Linked DNA regions of Homo sapiens: all the other regions are linked to region 1. Evidence: chromatin loops called from intact Hi-C (ENCODE). Cell type or tissue: chondrocyte. All regions are shown on one strand. Each heading gives the region's core, and the rest is flanking DNA. Links, peaks and the distances in the headings are about the cores only.

What was found. Hi-C counts contacts between places; a loop is a spot of excess contacts. Peaks named below come from ENCODE experiments on the same cell type or tissue, not always from the same donor. Only the 100,000 strongest peaks of a DNase experiment are listed, where the experiment ranks them.
Region 2: a loop joins it to region 1, with 3 times the contacts of the local background. A loop is called at or near these places in 40 of 110 quality-filtered maps.
Region 3: it touches region 1 in a loop (2.9-fold over the local background); 6 of 110 quality-filtered maps call a loop at or near these places.

The regions. Positions count from the first base shown.
Region 1 is chr11:92,222,295-92,229,129 of GRCh38, reverse strand. It overlaps FAT3 (FAT atypical cadherin 3), which reads right to left and starts at 4,312. Exons shown (of 28, transcript NM_001367949.2): 1 at 3,956-4,312. RefSeq lists an enhancer at 1,896-2,753. In chondrocyte, for the core only: CTCF peaks have their summits at 2,953, 4,181 and 4,383; DNase peaks (open chromatin) are centred at 2,449, 3,649, 4,229, 4,469 and 4 weaker places.
Region 2 is chr11:92,882,016-92,888,850 of GRCh38, reverse strand. It overlaps FAT3 (FAT atypical cadherin 3), which reads right to left. Exons shown (of 28, transcript NM_001367949.2): 24 at 5,458-6,113; 25 at 1,738-1,851. Among named protein-coding and RNA genes, the nearest start is that of LINC02746, 30 kb to the left of the region's middle. RefSeq lists an enhancer at 1-367 and a silencer at 2,194-2,488. In chondrocyte, for the core only: CTCF peaks have their summits at 2,150 and 2,353; no DNase peak of the experiment used is centred there.
Region 3 is chr11:92,378,620-92,385,454 of GRCh38, reverse strand. The region is part of intron 2 of FAT3 (FAT atypical cadherin 3); the gene reads right to left. Among named protein-coding and RNA genes, the nearest start is that of FAT3, 160 kb to the right of the region's middle. In chondrocyte, for the core only: no CTCF peak of the experiment used is centred there; no DNase peak of the experiment used is centred there.

The DNA of each region.
Region 1 (6,835 bases), core at 1,062-6,061:
TGTAGAAATCAGAGGCTCTGCTAACTCTAGGAAGGAATTGGGCAGAACACAAATCCTTCACTCTAAGTCTGTCAGATCCCTTTCTTTTAAATTTCCATTCCAATTCTAATGTTTGCCACAATCAGCAAAGAAGTGGTTCATCAATAGTCCTTCTTCAGCAATCAAAGGAAATCAATTCAAATGGACAGGCCCACCTGCTCCCATCAGATGATTCCCTACTCAAGGCTCCTGCAGAAGGAAAAAAAAGAAAAACCTGGGGATGACCCCACAATGGAAAAAAAAATCAAATATCCTCATTACTATCTTTCTCCTTCTTGCCCTAGAGGAAAAAGCCAACCCACCAGGCAACTGGACAGATGTGGGCTATGAAGGAATGCCATACCCCAATGCCACAACTGGTAAAATAAAGCCACAATAGTCCTTTATGCTTTGTGAGCTATTAATATAGCATAACAACGCAACAGCCACCAGGAGCACTCCTCAGACCTGCTGGTAATGACTAAATACCCTCTCCTGCCTGGTAATTGCCTACTTCTTTCTATTTGACATAATTCATCAGCCAGATTAGCTAAGGTCATTCAGGATCGTATGAAGAAGAAAGCAGGGATGATAACATAACCTGACACATCAAAATGTTCTTCTGTGAGCAGCCTGAAGAGCCATAGCTTTACAAAGGCTGTGGGCTAGCAAAATAACCGTATAGCATACAGGTCAGTGGGTATCCACTGTTTATTGCTACTCATTTCATTTTTGAGTAGCTCAGCACAACTGTAATTGCTAGTTAACAGACAGACTGGGTCCTATTAAAAAAATCCCCAAAATGACTCCGCCAGAGACCAGAATAAATAAAATTTGAAAGAAAGATTTCTAAAAGGCTTGAGAGCCAGTCGCTGGTCAACAAACCCTGGCTGTGAAAATCCTGCAGCCACAAGAGATGGAGCCAGCCCAGCAGCTGACTGATTTCTGATCTCTGAGCCAGCTGCCTTTCATGTGGAGTTCTCTGTGTGATTCAGATGATATGAAGACATTATAACTGGACAGTTCTGGGAACTTTCTCATCCCAGTGCACTGTGCACAGAAACTGGCCCCAGCATCACTCATTGTTCAAGTTCCAAAAAGGCAACAACTGAGATTCATGATTGAATATCAACATTCGGTTTAATTCTAAGAGACAACTTTTCTCCTTGTAAAATGTTAAAAAAAAAATAAAAAAAACTTCCCCCACTCCAACCCTATTAAATAAGAAGCACATCAAAGTGCTAAAGTTATTATGCTTTTTTTTTGTCTTTGTCTCTTAGAGCCCTGGTTTCCTTGGCTGTTCCTTATTCTCTCACTGTTCAATTGCTCCAATTTAGGAATAAAGAAAAAAAAAAAAAAGAAGAAGAAAGAAAAAAAGCAGAAGCAGTTGGCTTTGTGCAATTTCTAGGATTCTGAAGAATCTCAGTCTCTCAAATCTCTTCTCTCTTCTCTCCTCCATCCCCTCCTCCCTTCCTTTCCTTCTCAGATTCAAATCTCCACGTCACACCAGAACATCATTCAAGCATTCAGTAAATGTGAAGAGAAGTTCAGTGTCTGCTGGTGGAGAAGAAATCTGGGCTCTGTTTGATCGATACTGAGATGTGGGCACCTCGGTCCTCAATTCCTAGATGGCGGGCTTCCCCTTTCCACCACCTGAGTTTGCCGCCTGGATCCAGGCAAAGTCGTCTGCAGTCTTTCTGGCCGCTTCTCTGTCTCTCTGCTTTTATTTTAACTTAGCCTGGGCACAATCAGAGAATCTAATCCTAGCAACAAAGCCAGGAGCACAAATCCACCGTGATGAACTGGTAGGCCTGCTCCCCCGCCCCTTCCTCCCACTACCCCGGACTCGCCTTTGAAAAGACTAGCGTCGGGGCCAGAAAATTAATATGTCCGAGGCAAGTGGGAGAAAAGCGGCAGAAAACAAGTGGCCACGAGTGGTTTGGGTTTTGTTGCTGTTCATGTGTATCTTTTAAACATTAAGGACCCACGCACAGGAACCCCAGCCGCTCAAGCCCCGGGTGGGCGCGTCGCACCTCCCCAGGCACTGCCCAGACAGCTCGCCCCCTCCCCCTGGGCGCCCTCCCTAGTCTGGCTGGGGCCGGGGCGGGTTGGGGGAGGTTCTCGCGGGTTTGTCTGACACTTGTAAATGGAAGTGGGATCCAACTTGGAAAACAAACGCGCCAGAGTCTGGGGGCGGAGAGGAGCGGGAGGAGGGGAGAGGGGGGAAAAAGACTTCAATCATTACCGCGGTCCCAGCGTCCCTCCCTCCCGCCGCGGCTGCTGCAGGTTCGCCCAAACCCGAAGCTGAGTCCCATTGGGCGCGCGGCGGCGGCGGGATGGAGCTGGAGCTCCCGGCCGAGGCGCTAGGAGTCCACCAGATTCCGCGTGCCAGAGCCACCGGCCGCCCACGCTCCGGGCCGCAGGCGCCACTCCCTCCCGGGAGCCCCTCCTAGTCCTTCACGGAGACCTCGCAGGGTCTCCGCAGCCTCCCCGCCCCCGACGTCCATTCCGGGGACCCCTCTCCACCGCCTGGTTTGAGCCCATTATTCCAGCGAGCTGCAGCCTCAGGATGTCACCGCCAGCACACCCACACCCCGGGAGCACCCCTGTTCCTCTCATCCCGAGCAACCCAAGCGGCTCTCTTAGCTCGCAGCCAAACTCCGGCCACCCCTGCATCCTTGCCCCAAGCACGCCCCCGCCACCCCCCGCCCACAAGAGGAGAACGGTGGAAAGTGAATAAAAGTTGCTTTCCGCAAAGCCCAATCATGTTCAATGTTAAACCATCTCGGAAAGCACATGTGACAAAAGTCAACGAGAGAGGAGAGGAGGGAATTCAGATCACAGCACAGCTAAAAATATCCGGGCTCGCCATCATGCAAGCCGGGGGGCCAGATGCACTTTAGCTCAGCGACTCCCACTGGCGGAATCCTCGCGCTCACCGCGCGCCGCGCCAAGATGGTCCAGGCCACCTCTACTGCCTCCCCGCCAGCGCCCCTCAGCCCCCTACACTTGCCCTGCACACACACTGGCCTGTAGAGGGGATTCGTCCCGAACCGCCCGGGAGTGGGGCCTGAGCTCGGAGCTGGTGCCCCTGGCGTTCTCGCCCCCAATCCGGAGACAGCTCCTCCGCACTCCTGGGGATGGTCAGACCCGCGCTGCTTTCTTTTCAAAGACAAGCAGCCTTCCCACACGCCCGCCAAAAATCATGCACTCTCGCAAAGCATTCCGGTTCCCTCTCCTTGTCAAGATAGCAGGGACAGTCTCTGTCCCCAACCACTCCGTAAAGGATGTCGTCCCCAGTCGAAGAGCCGCCGCCGCCGTTCACTACATCTCACCCTGACCACAAGCCCCGCAAGCCCGAGTCAGGCGTGGGGAACGGACCCGCAGACTGGTAACCCTTTCCCTTTCCTAGCGAAAGTGGAGGCTGGGCTCCCTCTCTGCGCCGCGCCTCGCCTAGCGATGACCCAACTTGCACCTCGGGGTCCCCTAAGTGCATCATCCATCGGCATCTGAACATCCCCCACTGCGCCCGAGAGGCACCGGCTGCCAAGCAGGCTCGCCACCTGAACCTTCTCATCCACCTGCAGGGGCGGCTGGGAGCCGGGGATGGGTGCACTGATCCGCAACCCCCCTCGCAACCCCTCCCCAGATCCTCAGCCCCAAACTTGGCCAACTCTCCGTGTAAACCTCCCGGCTCCCGCCGCGGGGCCAAGCCACCCTCTTCTCCTGTTTGCAGCGGTAGCAACGGCGGCTCGGGGCTGCGCGGAGGTTGGAACTTTACAAGGTGAAAAGTTTCCCCCACGCGCTTCGTCGGCTCTCGCCTCCCCAGCCCACCTCGCAGCCCATTTGCACCCAGCAGCTGAGGCTGTGCTCCGGCAGGCGCGCTCCAGTCGGTGCACCAGGCAGCCAAATCATCACGCTACAAATCCCCACGCACCCTTGCCTCCGCTGGCGATCCACGGCTCTACGAGGCGCCTCCCCCGTGGTCTTCTTCACCCGGTGCTCGGCGCTCTTGCTCCGGGCGAGCCGGTCCCCCGGCTGCTGCCGCCGCAGCGCCCACCGCGCGCTAGCCGGGACTGAGGCCGCGAGCAGAAGCGCTCTGCGCTCGGGACGCCGCCGCCGCCGCCGCCGGGGGTTCGCAAGCGGAGGAGGGGAGCCGAGATGAAGAGAACAGCAGCGGGAGGAGAGGGACGGGAGGCGCGAGATCCCAATCCGCAGGCCAGTTCACAGCGCAGCCTGCGGGGAGGAGCGCCGGCTCTCCTGTCTGCTCCGAGCTGCAGCCGCCGCCGCTACTGCTCGCCGCCTGGCTGCTCCGGGCTCCCCATCACAGCCGACGCCGACGCACGGCCAAGCCCCTCTCCAGTCTCCCCCTCGCGCTTGTCTCTCGCAGTCTCCTCCTCCCAAACCGCGAGCGAAAAGGGCGAGGGGGAGAGGAGCCTCGGCGGCGGGGATGACTAGCGATCTAGGAGCGTGGCGCAGGGGAGAGGGGGCGCGCGGGAGGGGGCGGCGGAGGAGGCGCGGCGAACTGGAGGGCATTCCCGGCGCCGGGCCTGGAAGCGGCTAATTTTAGAGCTCGAGTCTTCCCTCAGCCCTCTGGGGCTCTAGGATGACACCAACGTACTTTCCTGCCGCGGGGAGAGCGTGGTGCTTGCTGGCTTGGGAGAGCTTTCGCACAGTGCATTGAGTCTCACCCGCACCACATCCCTGTGAAGACAGAGAACGCGTTACTCTCCTGGGACAAAGAGGAAACTGAGGCACATCGAGGTTAACATGGTTTATATAACGTCCCAAGGCTAGTTTGTAGTGTGAAGATTAAACCATCAAATGTCGTGCCTCTGGACTAAAAATGTGCCTCCCAGTGAGGGCTCCTACGACTTTCCTAAACATTGAGATCCTGGGGTCATCCGATTGCCTTGTGGAGGAGGGAACTAGACTAAGCAGCTAACGTGGTCCAATCTCTTCACTCTTCCTCTGCCCCCAATATGTTTTAAACATTTTTTTGTCTTAATGGAGGACAGGGACTCTGAAGGGGTGGATGATTGATTTGGAGCTTGATGATTGCATCTCCACCCTGTCAGCCCTCCTGGTCACTTCTGCAGCACCCACCCAAGTCCTAGGACCCCCTGACTGCACGCCCTCCGTTCTCACACTGCCCCGGTGGAGAGGGGACTCCACTCGTTCCCTGCTCTGTGTATCCTCACACTTTTGCCTTTCTTTTCCCCCCAGCAAAGAAGCAGCCTTAACCCTCTCCACTCGCCACCTACACACACACACACACACACACACACACACACACACACACACAGAGAGAGAGAGAGAGAGAGAGAGGAGAGAGAGAGCTCAACTCACATATGTCTCTAAGGCAAGCACAGCTGGCGCATTTCCTCCTATGCTCTCTATCGGGAACTTTCTCCCCAACTCTACCATTGGCACCAGGAGAAAGGGACCCCAGGACTGCAGATCTCTTCCCCAGAGGAAATCGTTACTTTTTTTTGAAACACGAAATTCTCTTTGGAGGGCGAAGTAGGGCTGCTTCTAGAGGGCTATGTGCTCAATCACTAGAGCAAGCGCTTTAAAATGCCGATTGAGTTTACCTTTCTGGCCTTCGCGCTCCCAGCCTGGGACCTCTGCCCTGTTCACAGTTACACAAAGGCCTCGCCACGCCCCACGGGTGGAAAGTTCCCCTTGAAAGCCTCCAGCAGCCTCGCTGCCTTGACTGCCACATAAAGCACCCGGCATGCTCTGGTCATTCCGCCCTGAGATTTTAATGTGAATACTAAGGAACGGTGACAGCTCCTCATACATCAGCTAATTCGGGGGTAATAAGCATGATGTTACCAAGGGCTTCATTGTCACGGAAGGCCAGAAGATAGGTCTGGAGTGAAGGAAACCACTAACAGAGCTAGGAAAACTTACCTGCTCTCCAAAATGTTAGCATCTGATTAATTTTATTCTGATTTTAGTTTTATTCAGCAACTTTCTAAGGCACTAAAAGTTTATTGTCATATAAATATGTCCCTGGCATGGCATTTTCCTTGTGACAGAATGCAGCTAACTTTGCATCAAAGGTTTTAAAGAATCAAGGTATTTCCCACCTGAGTGCCTGGCTCCTGCAACCAGGCACTTTGGGTAGAGTCGGCTGGTGGTGGTTTGGCCACTGGGATGCTCAAGGAAGGAGTGCTGGCAAGGAGGCCAGGCATCTTCTACCTTCTGCCTGGGAAGACTGCCAGGTGATTGGAGGAGTGGCCACTTCTGCTGCTGGTGTAGCTCCTGGATTTCAGCTTCCCCAAATGTTCTTTAATGCCTCAGAGGTGCCTTAGAGATAAGTAGAGAAATCTGTCTAAATTTCAGCCTCCCCATCCCTAGGCAGTACATACATAATAAAGTAAACAGTCTCTACTCCCAGGGCTGACATAAGCCATTATAGCCTGTGGGTAAGAGACTTCCTGCAAAAATAGTAGAGTGGTTTATCTAATGGGACACTCCTCTGGTCATTTTAGATTTGCATAGCATTTACTATTCATTGTGCTAATAATTCTGATTGTATAAGGGGACTGTATTTTTTTTTTTAAAGTGCCAGCCAGACACAGTGGCTCATGCCTGGAATCCTAGCACTTTGGGAGGCCAAGTCTGGATGACCACTTGGGGTCAGGAGTTCAAGACCAGCCTAGGCAACATATCAAGACTCCACCTCCTCAAAAATTAAAATTAGGCCAGTGTAGTGTCTACATATAGTGTCTCATGTCTTTAGACTCAGCTACTTGGGAGGCTGAAGCAGGAGAATCACTTGAGCCCAGGAGTTTCAGGTTACAGTGAG
Region 2 (6,835 bases), core at 52-5,051, 660 kb before region 1:
TTATCGTTAACAACTCCCAAAGGCTCTCAGAGGAAGACCTCACTATTTCCGGGGATAATTATTTGTTGGTCAGTCATGCTGCTCTGAACCAAATGCCAGTGATAGAGGATAACCTTTGCAGGGTTGATGGCTTCACGGTCACATAATGCCACTGACAGCCCAGAACGACCCAAGGCCTAGCTCCCACCAGTAAAGTGTGGACAGAAGTCAGCATTTGGCCTCTCGAATAATTAGAATAGAGAAGGAGATATCTGTGGTCTATATGGGTTGCCTTAATGCTCAGTACAAAGGCTTGTGGAGAGGTGATCAGGCTTAAAACCAATTTGATGAAAGTTCCTAACACCACCTGCCTCATTTGGGACCAACTTGGAAGGTTAACCCTAAAAGGGCAAGAGTGTGATCCTCAGGGTGCACACAGCAGAGCCCATGAGAACAGTTAACCAGGCATCATTGTTGGAGCTGCTGCCTGGACTCTGGACTCTATATTCTTAGGTATTTCTATATAAAGTGCAAACTAGCCACAGCTTTTCTTCTGGCTAGGGAGGAGGAAAAGAGGATACATCAAGGCAGACAGATCTGGGAGTGTGTCTTTGACCTTCCGATAATGGTCAGAAAAAGTCCACTGTTAGGTGATTTGTTGTCCCAGTAGATAGATACACTGAAGGCATCTGCACTTCTCAGAAGTGCCATCATTTGAAAGTGGTGATGAAAATAGGCTCTTTTACTTCCATGATTGCTTCTATGGTCTTGGAGCTCACCTGTTTCTGTATTTGCCTTGAAGACAAGGGCTATGCCTTTCTCATTTTGTACTCTGGGAAAAGGACTCAGCACATGCAAAAAATTCAGCAAGGATTTATAGATTGAATGATTACATAAATTAATAAGTATCCATTTGTTGCTAGTTGCTGACAAATGGGAAAATGACCTAAGGTAAGGCTGCTTGTCTCTGTGGATGACTGTTTGAAATTATTCTTAGTTTACCCAGCACGTTGAAAACACTCACTGTTTTATGACTGTTCCTGCTTCCCTCCCCTGCCCTGGGGAGAACAACCCATCCTCCGAAGCTGGTTCCTCAGCTCAGAAAACCCAGTCCAACATTAGCACCCTCTCCATAAGCATAAGTTCACAAGAGGTAGAGGTAGCAGCTTTGGAGTGTCAACAAAGTCTGTGAACCACGAGAAATTGCATGCAACATTTTGGGTGTATGTGCATTTTTCTAAGGAGCTGCTTCACAGTTTTTAATAAATTCTCCAACAGCCCATAACCCAAATGATTACAAGGGGGATTCAATTGAATGAAGATTCCACTGGTTCTATAAGAAGGTTTTTGTCTCTGAACTAATTTCTAATGACGGGGATGTTGGATGTACAGTGAAGAGGGAAGAGATCATTGGTAAAATAAAAAAAGAAAGAAATTACTCTGTCTGCTAGAGAATATCATTTGGGATGAAGTAGTTCCACCACAAACCAAATAAAAGAGGACTCACTACTGGAGGCCCAGGGTAACTACATCAACCCCTGATACAGATCTCTGGGCCTGCTCACAGCTACAGCTCAATGGGGGCTCCTTTGGCAATGACACCCAACAATGGAGTAAACCAGGGACCTGGTGAACACGCTCAAAAGCCCATGAACAGGTTGAGAAACAAAGCCAGTTGCACCACCCTCCTCCCAACCATGGTCTTCCAGAACAGGAAGCAGAACCCACCCGCTCCGAACAAATCTGATGACTTCTTACCATTGTCGTCACCAGAATCTGACTGGAAGGAGCTGAGGGACTGAACTTCAGAGTTGCTGCCTTTATTACTACCTGCAAAGCAGGTCACTTCTCCCGGGTCATCAACCCCTTTGTCTTCATGGACAGTGAAAGAGAAAGCAGAAATTACACTGGTTACCTTGTGCCTATTTCCAGTCCCACCCACCCCTCTCAGCTAGTTCACTTCTCGAGGCACTTTCATTTGCTTAGAGAAAATAATTTAGCTCCACAGTAGAAAATTGACTGTGCCACTGGGGGCAAAGTTCTGTCAATCAAGTGATTTACATTATGGATTCGAAACCCTTAGCCCATAGTAAATGAGCTTCCAAACAGCTGACAGCCAAAAGTGGCTGTTTCTTCCTCGAAGTGAAGCAACTGAGTGAAGAGTGAAATGAGGATGAAGTGGCTGCATTGCTCTTTGCCATTCAGAGTTAATTTACATCATTTACATGAACTGATGAGGTGTCAACACCAGGTTAAATGAGATAACTTTTAAAATGGGGTATAAATATTTTATAGGCAAGAATGCCTTTACATTTATCCTAACTTCCATCTCTGGACAGTAAGTGGAATTTTCAGCTTTGCCTCCTAGAGGGCAGCATTGTATCATTTTTGGGAGTGACCATGTTCTGCACCCTGTGTCAGGTAGGAGGGCTGGCAGTGGTGTGGATATGCCCTTAACCACATATGTCCTCCTTCTTTACCGTACAAAGACAGTCAGAAACACACAGATGCACATGCGTGCACACACACACACACACACACACCAGGGCTACTTTCTTATTTGATGGACTAAAGGAAGCAATAAAAACAGCCTATATCTTGAGGTTGCCAAGTGCAAAATGAATTAGTAGCCCAGAAATTGTCTCACCAGCTAACTCTGCCTTGCTTAACAAAGAAGGAAATGTATTCAATACAACCCAACAATACTTTGGGGGGAAATGTGAGTTTTGGCCTGAGGTGAATTCTGGAAATAAAGCTGTCACATCAGCAAGGAGTGAGGGCAGTGATCACCAGGAAGAGCTGCAAATCATCATGTAACGCAATGGTACAAAGAGATACAGACTTGTGATTAAAGGAACATTTGTTCCTCTCCGTGGCCACAGAAATCACGTTTCTTCCAAAAAGGGTGGTGTCAGGAACAGGCATGGTGGCTCTGCATCTGCTGTCAGAGGCTGAGGCCACAGGAGTTGGCTAAACGACCGATGTAAGTGGAGAGATATGCCAGGGAGACATTCACCTCCTAACAGCCATGTTGCAGAAAATATGACGATGAGCTTCAGAAAACCACAAGGTGTGCACAAGCTTAGCCCTGAACACAAGGAAGGAAATGACAAATAATCCACTCTGGTGAATGAAGTGCTGAGCATAAAACTCCTTTCTCCACTCCTTCATTTATTAACTCCCCCCTTTTTTATTGCTAAATAAAAAAGAGCCTATTAGCTAGTGGATTGGCAAGATTATAGTGGAGTCTAACTCAACAGATAATTTGAGAGGGAGTATATTTATGGCTGAAATTCAAGGGCAACTGCTTAAAATACATGTGTCTACAGAAAGACAATCAGCAGATAGCAAGTTGGGGCAGCACTAGAATAGAAAGAATTCATTCTTGGCCCTCTGTTATCACCAAGAAATCCTCTTCCTCTAATACCGCTCACCCTCCTTCCTGCCAAAGCTCCCAAGAACAGTGCTGGTAAGAGCACAGGTTTTAATCCTAACTTCTCCTTTTGCTAGTTAGGTGCCTTCAGGTGCGTATTTCACCCATTGAAGGGAGTTTTTTCCTCCGTGGAATGATGGCCTGGTAATGGTACCAACATGGGGGCACTATGATGGTTTAAGGAGATGATGCAACACACAGCAGTGTGCTTCACATTCACCTGCTGCCCTGACTTTCTCATCAAACCTCTTGGTTCTCAACCCTTGCATTCTGGCTTCTGCCTTGATGGCTCTACTGAGAAGCTCTTGAGATGCTGACTCCTCTCGTCATCAGGCTCACTATACATCTATTTTAGCCTGTGTCCTCCTTGGCGGTTTCACAGCATTCAACACTGATGACCTTACTGACATTCTCTTGGCTTCTGCACAAGGGTCCTCTCCTTTTCCCTCCTCTTTCTTTGTTGGCAAGTGTTTGTCTCCTTGCCTGGCTTCTCCCCTTCTGCCCAAAGCCCACATGTAGTCATCTCCAGGGTTCTTTTGGAGGCCTGGTTTGACCATCCTCTCTGTTCTTGTTCCCTTGGTGAGTTCACCCTCCTACAGAGTCCACCATCCTACATGCAGATGTTGTTCAAACTTTCACTTCTAACCTTGACCTCTCACCTGAACAACAGAGCCAGACATCTCTCGGGTAACCCTTTACTTGTCCTCTACACTGAGCTGCTTCCTGTTCCTGGGAGGGCATCTCCAAAGTGTCCTACTGAAATCTTACTCATGCTTAAAGATATCAGTAGGAATATCCCCTTCCTCCATGAAGAAAACCTTTATCTCCCTGGCTGCCCATGGTCTCTAGCTCCATCTGAAAACTTCCTGTTTCCTCCTTCTCCCTCAGCATATGCCACAGTGCTATAACCATAGCCTTCTAGGCTACCTAGGACACAGCTGCTACTGCGATACAAAGCCATTTGTCCTGATGAAGTTATAGGTTACAGCAAAGCTTCCTTTAGTCTCCTTGTGATGGACACTACAGCAGGGAAAACAATCTCTCACAGAGATGTTCACAGAGAGTACCTTACTGGCCCTCTGCTTTCTTCCCTTTTTGGGAAGAAAGCCTGTTCAATTTCTTCTCCTAGGATCAGCCAGAGCCAGCTTTAAAAAATGTAAATTATCATGCCAGTCACTTACTTAAAAACCTGCAATAGTGCTGCTGTTAAAATGTATCCGTTCTCTGGTGCTCAGCAAGCTCCAACTGCACCGACCTCCTCTGTGTTCTTCTACACACCAAGCTCCTTCCCACCCCAGGACTTTTGCACCTGTGGCTCTTCCCTGTGCCTAGAATGTTGCTGTGTGAGGCCAAGTGAAGAGGCAAACACCTCCATCTGGCCCAGACCACCTTTCTGCCTTGTGGATCCCCCTCTTGTTTCATGGTCTCTACATTCCAGCCAAGAAGAAATGACTTGCTTTTCTTCTGATCACATGGGTCCCCCTACGGTGGAATATCCTCCTTTCCCCAGACTCTTTAACTCATCATGGTCCAATTGAAGTGTCCCTCTGCTTCTCTCAAGTCTTCATTCTAAGACTGGAAATACTCTCTTCTTCCAGCCTTCCAGAGCACACTTCTGGACATCACTCAAGTGGCTTTTTGCACTTTGTACATAGGCCCAGACACACACACACTATTATAATTTATACACAATAACTAGTATACTTTCTTCTTTTCTTTTGCACTTTGACCAGTGGCCCGCTATTGTGAGAAGAGGATGGGTTTTGGAGCCTGGAAGACTTGAGTTGGGGTACTGACTGCCTCTTACTAGCTGCCTCACCTTGGGCTCATGATGTTACCCTCTCTGAGCTTCATTTCTCCCATCTGTAAATGGGAACCAGAACCAGGACAATTTTCCAGAGCTGGTGTGCACATTCGACATCAGCACATGTCATAGCGAATGCTCTGCATGCGGGGTCTCTCTCCCTTCCCGTAGCGTCCTCGCACAGCGCCCCTGCAGGTTCCCTGTAAGCACCGAGGGGTGAGCATTACCACTTCCTACTCACTCTCAGTTCCCGCGTCCCAGCCATTCTTCCGGATGGAGTCGCAGTCGGAGCGGCAGGGTGACACGGCGGGGAGGTTGGGGGCCACACTGCACACGACCACGCCCCGCCGGGCTGTCAGGATGCGGGGCGACTCAGGGTGAAACGTGGTCATTTCCTGGTGCTCGCCTCCCAGCCCGTCCACGATCTTATCCAGGTTGCTCCTGGAGTCACTCTGGAAGCAGGGTGTGTAGGCCATGGGGCGCACGGGGACCTGCGGGGGCCCCACCTCCTGGTAGACGTTGCGGCCGTCCCCACTGCCGCGCAGGTTCCGGAACGGGATGCCATTGCTCTTGTTAAGCAGGGCGGCGGTGGCCGGGTCCTGCACTAGCGTGATGTTGTTGCGGGAGTAGTTCTTGCGGAAGACCTTCTTGCGGAAGACTATGAAGAGAACCACCAGGATGAAGATGACGAAGAGGACCACGGCGATGCCGATGAGCTCCTCCTTCCCCACGTAGGAGTGGCCAGCCTGGATATTGGGTACCACCACGGGGCGCAGCCCGCAGTACTGGCCCACGTAGCCCGGCGTGCAGTTGCAGAGGAAGGAGCCGAACACGTTCACGCAGGAGCCTCCGTTCTCACACTCCTCTCGTTCGCACTCATTGATGTCCTCCTCACACCTGCGGCGACACAGAAGCCCCTCCCCACCGTCAGGACCAGTGCACACACGTTGGTATACGGGAACTCGAGAAAACACAGACATCTTTAAAAGAAAACGATGCACCTAAAGGGTACAGATGAAGCAGGACAAAGATGGTTGGTGGGGGGGGGGAGGGGGAGTTAATTTAGGCATTTCTGTGGCCACTGTGGTCCCCAAGTCATCACCTTGCCTTAAGGTGTTCCTCCCAACCCAATCTCTCCCAGGTCTTCCTTTCCTACCTGGGTTGGGGGAAAGGAAGAGACTGAGGTGGGAGAGGAGAGGAGGAGAAAGAGAAAGAATAACAGATGCTATTGAAAAGGTACTGGACTCCAAATCCGCGGGAGCAGATGCATCTCAGAATTTAAAATTGTGCAGTTTTAGCAAGGACATGCAGCACATATCTTTCACATTATGTAAAATACTCCTCCCCCTCACAGAAATTGGTGCTGGCCGTAGTATCCCATAATCAAAAATACCAGTGTTTCTGCAGTGAAACATATGGATATTCACACTAAATGAGAGAAATAAAGAGTAGAAAGAGCCTCAAAACAGTTTTGAACAGGTTTTGCCACCAAATTAGTTTGCCACTAACATACTCCAAACCCTTTAAGTTCTCAGAGCTTTTGGGATTGTAGAATTGCAGACAAAGAGCTGTGAATCTATATATCGGTTATAGGTTTTCCCCAGAGGAAAGTCTTTGGT
Region 3 (6,835 bases), core at 891-5,890, 160 kb before region 1:
CAGAGACTGCAGTGAGCCAAGATTGTGACACTGCACCCCAGCCTGGGCAACAGAGCAAGATTCTGTCTCAAAAATAAATAAAATAAAATAAGACTCTGTCTCAAAAATGAAATAAAATCAGCATGAGTCCACTTCTAGACTCTCTACCTACGGACACTTGGAAACACCAGCCCATTTCCTGGGATGCCAGATAACTCAAACATAGCTACAGCATTTAAAGATGTACCGTAATTTAAATGCTTAAAAGGTCTCTTCCTGACTGTAGAAAGAGAAGTAATTGAAAAGAAATAGAAAGAGCTGATGCTTGGTGCTGCTTTCTTATAGGAGTAATACTATGATGCAATTTTCAAGTGAAAACATTCACATTCAATCTCTGCCTTTAGCATAGGGAGGAGGCATTAGGTGTGCCCATGCTGTGCTGTGCAGTCAGGAGCTGGCACATCCTCTCTCTGCTCTTTCTTTTGGTTGTCTGCGGAAATCTGGGTCACTTAATCACATGACTGACCCACATTTACAGAAACCCAGCCTTCCCATCCTATTAGAAAAACAGCAGCTCCGTGGAAGCAAGCTTTATGAATAACTAAATTTACAGATAAGCTTGCTTTAATTAGCTAGAGAAGAGGAGCCCCACTCCTTCTTCCAGACAAAGCCAATACTGATTTCTCTACATCTTGGCACATCTGTAAACAGCTCCTGGTCTCTTCCACTGCACTGATTAGTCTCCTTTAAATTCCTTTTGAATGTAATTAATTTGCTTCTCCCACTTTTTTAACCCGTACATCAGGAAGCACATTAGCTGAGCCTTTGAAACATCAGTCTTCCAGGGATGATAGCAGTGCATGATCTCCCTGATGCTGACTACTCTGGCTTCTGTATGTGCTGAAATTTGGTTTGCTTTAGATTTTCACAATGAATCAACACATCATGGGGCAAAGGGCTGGGGGAGGAATTTGCTTAAAGAAGTTATGAGTCAAAGTTCTTTTCTGTGGTCTCATGGACAGAATTCCAAGACACATCTATTTTCTTCCCTTTTTCTAAAAAGAAACTCGATGAGAAATATAATTTTGTCATTCAAATGTGCTCAAAGAATTTTCCCTTCTCTTTAGGGTAACAACTCTCTACCTGTTTCCTCTCCAATACACAAGAAGAACAGACACACTTATTAAGGCTTCTTAGCAGTAGTGAGGGTGGTCTGACTCAAAATGAGATGGTATGAAGTGACCACTTTGAAGCCTTCAGATTTATACAGGGAAATGCCCCTCTCTGCACTGCTCCCAAAAAAAATCACTGCTTGAGGGTGAATGACCACCCGCTTCCCATCACACAAAGAAGGAGGCTAGTATTAATGACTTACCACACTTAAGTCTGCACATGTTCCTTTGGGGAGGGGAAACCTCCCTGGAAAATCCACATGGATTTCTTTGCTGAGCTTTAGAGACTACTGTGAAATATATCCTATAATCTCAGGATTCCAGATGAAATAACCAAAAAAAAAATTGTGGGTTCAAATTTATATCTTTGGATTAGCAGGAAAAGGAATATCACACCAAATTAAATCTCATTTTTCTTTTCCTTTTTAAATTTTATTTTCCTTTCTCTCTCTCTCACTCTTTTTAATTCTTTCCTTTTAAAAAAAATGAAATGTGTTTGCTGAACTGGTACATCAGGGTAATTCTGCAAATCTGGCATATCTGGATGTCAGCAAGGCATTTGACAAAATCTCTCATGAGATCCTGGAGGATAAGACAGGAAAAATGTGGGCCAAATGACAAGCCAAAGAAAGGGGTTTAAAACGGATTGAATTTCAGTATTCATAAGGCAGAGTGTCAACTTGGAGAGAAGTCTCCAGTGGCTTGCCTCAGGGCTCTGATTCACTCTTGTATCCATCAACATTTTTCCTAATGGCTGGGATTAGGTCATGGCCTTCTAGCCAAATGTTCACATGCTTCAAAACTGGGAGGGAAAACAAATACACTGTGGGACAAAATCAGGCCCAAAATGATTTCAGGGGCTAGAACAGTGGTTCTTAAACTGTGGTCTGCACATCACCTACATTAGAATCATCTGGAATGCTGGTGCCTGACCCAGCAGTCCCATTACTGGGTATATACCCAAAGGAGTATAATTCATTCTATTATAAAGATACACACACATGTATGTTCATTGCAGCAGTATTCACAATAGCAAGGACATAGATTCAACCTAAACGTCCATCAGTGACAGACTGGATAAAGAAAATGTGGTACATATATACCATGGAATCCCATGCAGCCATAAAATGGAACGAGATCATGTCCTGTGCAGGGACATCAATGGAGTTAGAAGCCATTATCCTTAGCAAACTAATGCAGGAACAAAAAACCAAACACTGCATATTCTCACTTATAAGCAGGAGGTGAACAATGAGAACACATGGACACATGGTGGGGAACGACACACACTGAGGCTTGTAGGCAGGGGCTGGGGGTAGGGAGAGCATCGGGAAGAATAGCGAATGGATGCTGAGCTTAATACTTAGGTCATGGAATGATCTGTGCAGCAAACCACCATGGCACACATTTACCTATGTAACAAACCTGCACATCCCACACATGTACCCATGAACTTAAAATAAAATTTGAAGAAAATAAAAATTTTAAAAAGGCAGAAGCCTGGCCTACCCATACCTGCTGACTCCATGCGGACCACTCTTTAAGACAGATTGAACTGGAACACAATCACATCCTTCTCTATACACACATGGAAAAAGTCATAGAACTGTAGATATCTCAAGATTAGCAAAACCTGAAAGTTGTTTCTTTTTTTTCTAAGTATCTTTTGAAAGGAATCCAAGCTGGAGGCTGATGGGTATCTAGATGGTGGCAGAAGGATTAAAGCCAAGTGACACTCAGGTAGGATGGAGGAATGTTCCAGATCTACCTTTAGGGGTCCCTCTTACGAGGCAGGATCTCATAATGATCTCCCGTCAGGAAAGGAAAGGTTTTGTTAGAGGTGCCTTCCTGGGAGACAGCGCCTCAGCAGGTGATTCCATTAGCTTTGTCACTTTAATAACAACCAGATTTACCAAATGAAAACTGTACAAAATATTGAACAAAAAACAATATAGATATTGCTTATTCCTGAAAATGACACTCCAGCTGACCCCCCACTAGGAGTTTCTGTGAATTTTATATTTTAAACACCAATTCTGAAATCCACTTCTAAGGGCCAGTTTAAGACTCACGCAACTTTCAAATTTGAGGAAATTAAAAATACATGTGAAGCCATGTCTTTTTACTATTAAATACTGACAGTTGATATTAAAATCCGGAATCAAAGGAAAATCCAGCTCCTGCCCCTTAACATGAAGCATTTTCATGAGGTCTCTCTCTCCTAACATAATATGCAATTGATTTGAGCCAGAGTTCAATTTTCTCCTTGATATCCTGGCATTTTATGAGATTTAGCCCTCTGAAAGTAACTTTAATGCAGCAATGAAGAACCAACAAAAACTCTTGAAGCAAAAATCCTGCTGAAAGGACAAAAACTACCCACCAATGTTTGAGAAAAAGACATCTCATATTTCCTTCATTTTCTTTTTAACACCTGGTACACTCATCGTCTCATAAATATTCAATCAACATTTCAAAAATATTTCCCTTTAAGAAAAAAAGGAAGTACTTAAAATAGGATAGTAATTAATAATTTTTTCATTTTTCCTGGACTGTTAATATAATTCACCAAAAAATCCCAAATTTTAAAATGAAAAAGTTAATTGAATAATTATATTTTAACTACCTATATACCTGCTTAAACAAAAATATATCTATTTATTTCTTAAAAGTCAGATCAAAGGTGTTTCGGAAGGAAGGATAATTAATGTTACGTTTTACAACAGGCTAAATTTGAAAACAAATGTGAATGCACCCACCACATGGAAGGAGTGGTGAAAAAAAAGTGGTGAAAAAAGATTTCACTCTTGTCACCCAGGCTAGAGTGCAATGGCGTGATCTTGGCTCATTGCAACCTCCGCCTCCCATGTTCGAGCAATTCTCATGCCTCAGCCTCCCAAGTAGCTAGGAGTACAGGTATATGCCACCATACCCAGCTAATTTTTGTATTTTAGGAGAGACAGGGTTTCACCATGTTGGCTAGGCTAGACTCAAACTCCTGACCGACCTCAAGTGATCCACCTGCCTCGGCCTCCCTAAACGCTGGGATTACAGGCGTGAGCCACTGCACCTGGCCCAACTCCTAGATATATAAGAATATAAAAGAAGTTCCAGTGCCTAAGTTCTTACTTTCTCTTTTAACATCTGGATAAATGAGTCATTGGATAAATGAGTCAAGTTGCATCTCATTCTTAATATGGCTATAATCTATTCTTATAAAAACAAAAACAAAAGAGAGGAAACAGACTGGTCATTGCCAGGGAATGAGGGGAGGCAGAATGAGGAGTGATAGTTTAATGGGTATGGGTGATGGTAGGGTGATGAAAATGTTTTGGAACTAAATAGAGGTAGTAGTTGTACAACACTGTGAATGTAATAAATGCCACTGAAAGGTACACTTTAAAATGGGGAATTTTATACTATGTGAGTTTGACCTTAATAGAACAAAAACAAAACCAGAATTCTAAGGTTTCTCCAAAGACTTTATCCCATCAGAAGCTCACTCACATAGAGAAGTTAACTGAGGGTATAAGGGTGAAAAATGGGAGTCTATATTCCAGCACCCACTCATAGAAATGTGATCCCATATCCTTCCCAAACTATAAAAGAATTCTAGCTGCTAAACCAAAGACTGAAGTGTCACCAAGAGGTAATCTCTCACTAGAGAGCTGGCCTGAGGGTGAGGGGAAATGATTTGCCTCAGCTCTATAAAGCAAGCTAAATTGTGTTGGCTGTGTATTATCTCTGAAGTGTGGATAATTATGCCTCACAGTGTTACTATGAAGGACACATGGGCACCGCCTCATGTGATGGAGCACAGTCAACATGGTTTCTTTGAGGGCGTTCAAACAAAAACAAAAGAAACATCTGTATAAACTACAATGGACAGATCAAGCTGACAGCCAAGTCTTGTTGTCTTGGAAGAGGAAGACAGGGCAGGCATACAGAACTGATTAAAGACCACAAAGCACTGAGAACCACAGAGCAAGTGGAATTTCACATACGAGGTCCAAAGTGTTCACTCCAAGCATTAGCAAGAGGCACAAGGAATGTCAAAGGTCAACTGCAAATGGGAATCTTGAAGGTGGGAGACACTCAGTCATGTGGTGAGTACATTCGCATTCGTTTTCAAATTTAACCTTCCTCACACAAAATCCCTGTTATAAAACGTAACATCAATTATCCTTCATTGAACACACACACACACACACACACACACACACACACACACGAATCAGTTTGCATGATGGCATTCTGACTCAACGACATCATCAAGCAAGAGAACTATCCATCCTGTCTCTCACGGTTACTTCCTCCAAACATTCTTCCAGCTCAGAACCTAACCAGTCCCTTTAGGTTGATTTTTTACCTCATCTACCTCACAGCCACTCTGGGATATCAGTCTTCCAGACTATGGCCTGATTCCTTGTTGACCTTCTTCTGTACTTATTTGGATAGAATGAAGAAACCAAAATTCTTCCACTCCAAAGACCCTGTTCTAGTAATTTCAGCAATTCTGAAACAGTGACAAACATAAAGTTCAAACCCAAATGTAAAAAGATGGATTTTTCACCCTAGTACTTAATGATGTTTTTGATCACATCTCTGAAGACTGCTCCTGACTGTGAAGAGATGAGTACGCCAAATCCAAGATAACCCACAAATATTGGTCTCACTTGTTCATAAGAGCCTCCAGCTGTCAGAAAATGAATTGTCCCAGTCCAAGGTTTAAGTCATTTTGTCTTCTCATCTACAATCCAACAGTGATTTTGGTGGAGGCAGGGACAGAATCATCTGCTTTGGTCTGGCTTACCTTAGAACTGCCTGGTATAGATAGAAAAGATGCTTTCCTGCTCATCATCATGGGGGCCTTTTTCCTGGTCCAGTCAAAAAAGATAACTCCATCAAAAGTAACTTCTGCTACCTTCCAGAAGAGAAACAAAGCTATGGCTTGGCAAATACAGAAATGTTTGACACTTTAATGCTTTTGTGGTTCAAATTTATGAATGTATTTTGGATCGAGAAAAGTGAAATAAATATATAAGAATCTAGGCAATGTGCTTTGTGCTATATGTAAAATAACTCACTTATTATAAAGCACAAAATCACTTGTGGAACAAGCTTAAAACTTGGTTTTCCAAGCTGAAGGAGGAAAACAGAATATTTTTAAAGAGGTTGGAAAAGTGTTTCTTACAGAAAGCATATGGAGAGAGGAGTGGCAGGGGGTATGATGACAAGGCCAAAGATCTAAATGGGAAAAACACTGCTATTGTCTGAACGTTTTGTGCACCCAAATTTCCTATGTTGAATTCGTAACCCCCAAGGTGATAATATTAGGAAGTAGGGCCTTTGGAAAGTGATTAGATCACAGGGCAGCAGTCCTCAGTAATGGGATTAGTGCCCTTATAAAAGCAACCTGAGAAAAATGCTTCATCCCTTCCACCATGTAAAAACATAACCAGAAAGCACCATCCATGAACCAGAAAGCAGGTCCTCACCAGACACTGAATCTGTCGGCTCCTTGCACTTAGACTTCCAAGCCTCTAGTAATGTGAGAAATACATTTCTGTTATTTATAAGCTGCTCAGCTTATGGTATTCTGTTATAGCAATCCCAATGGACTAAGACAAACACCAAAGTATTTTTGCAAGGAAATAACAGAAGAAGTCAATGCATATAAAATA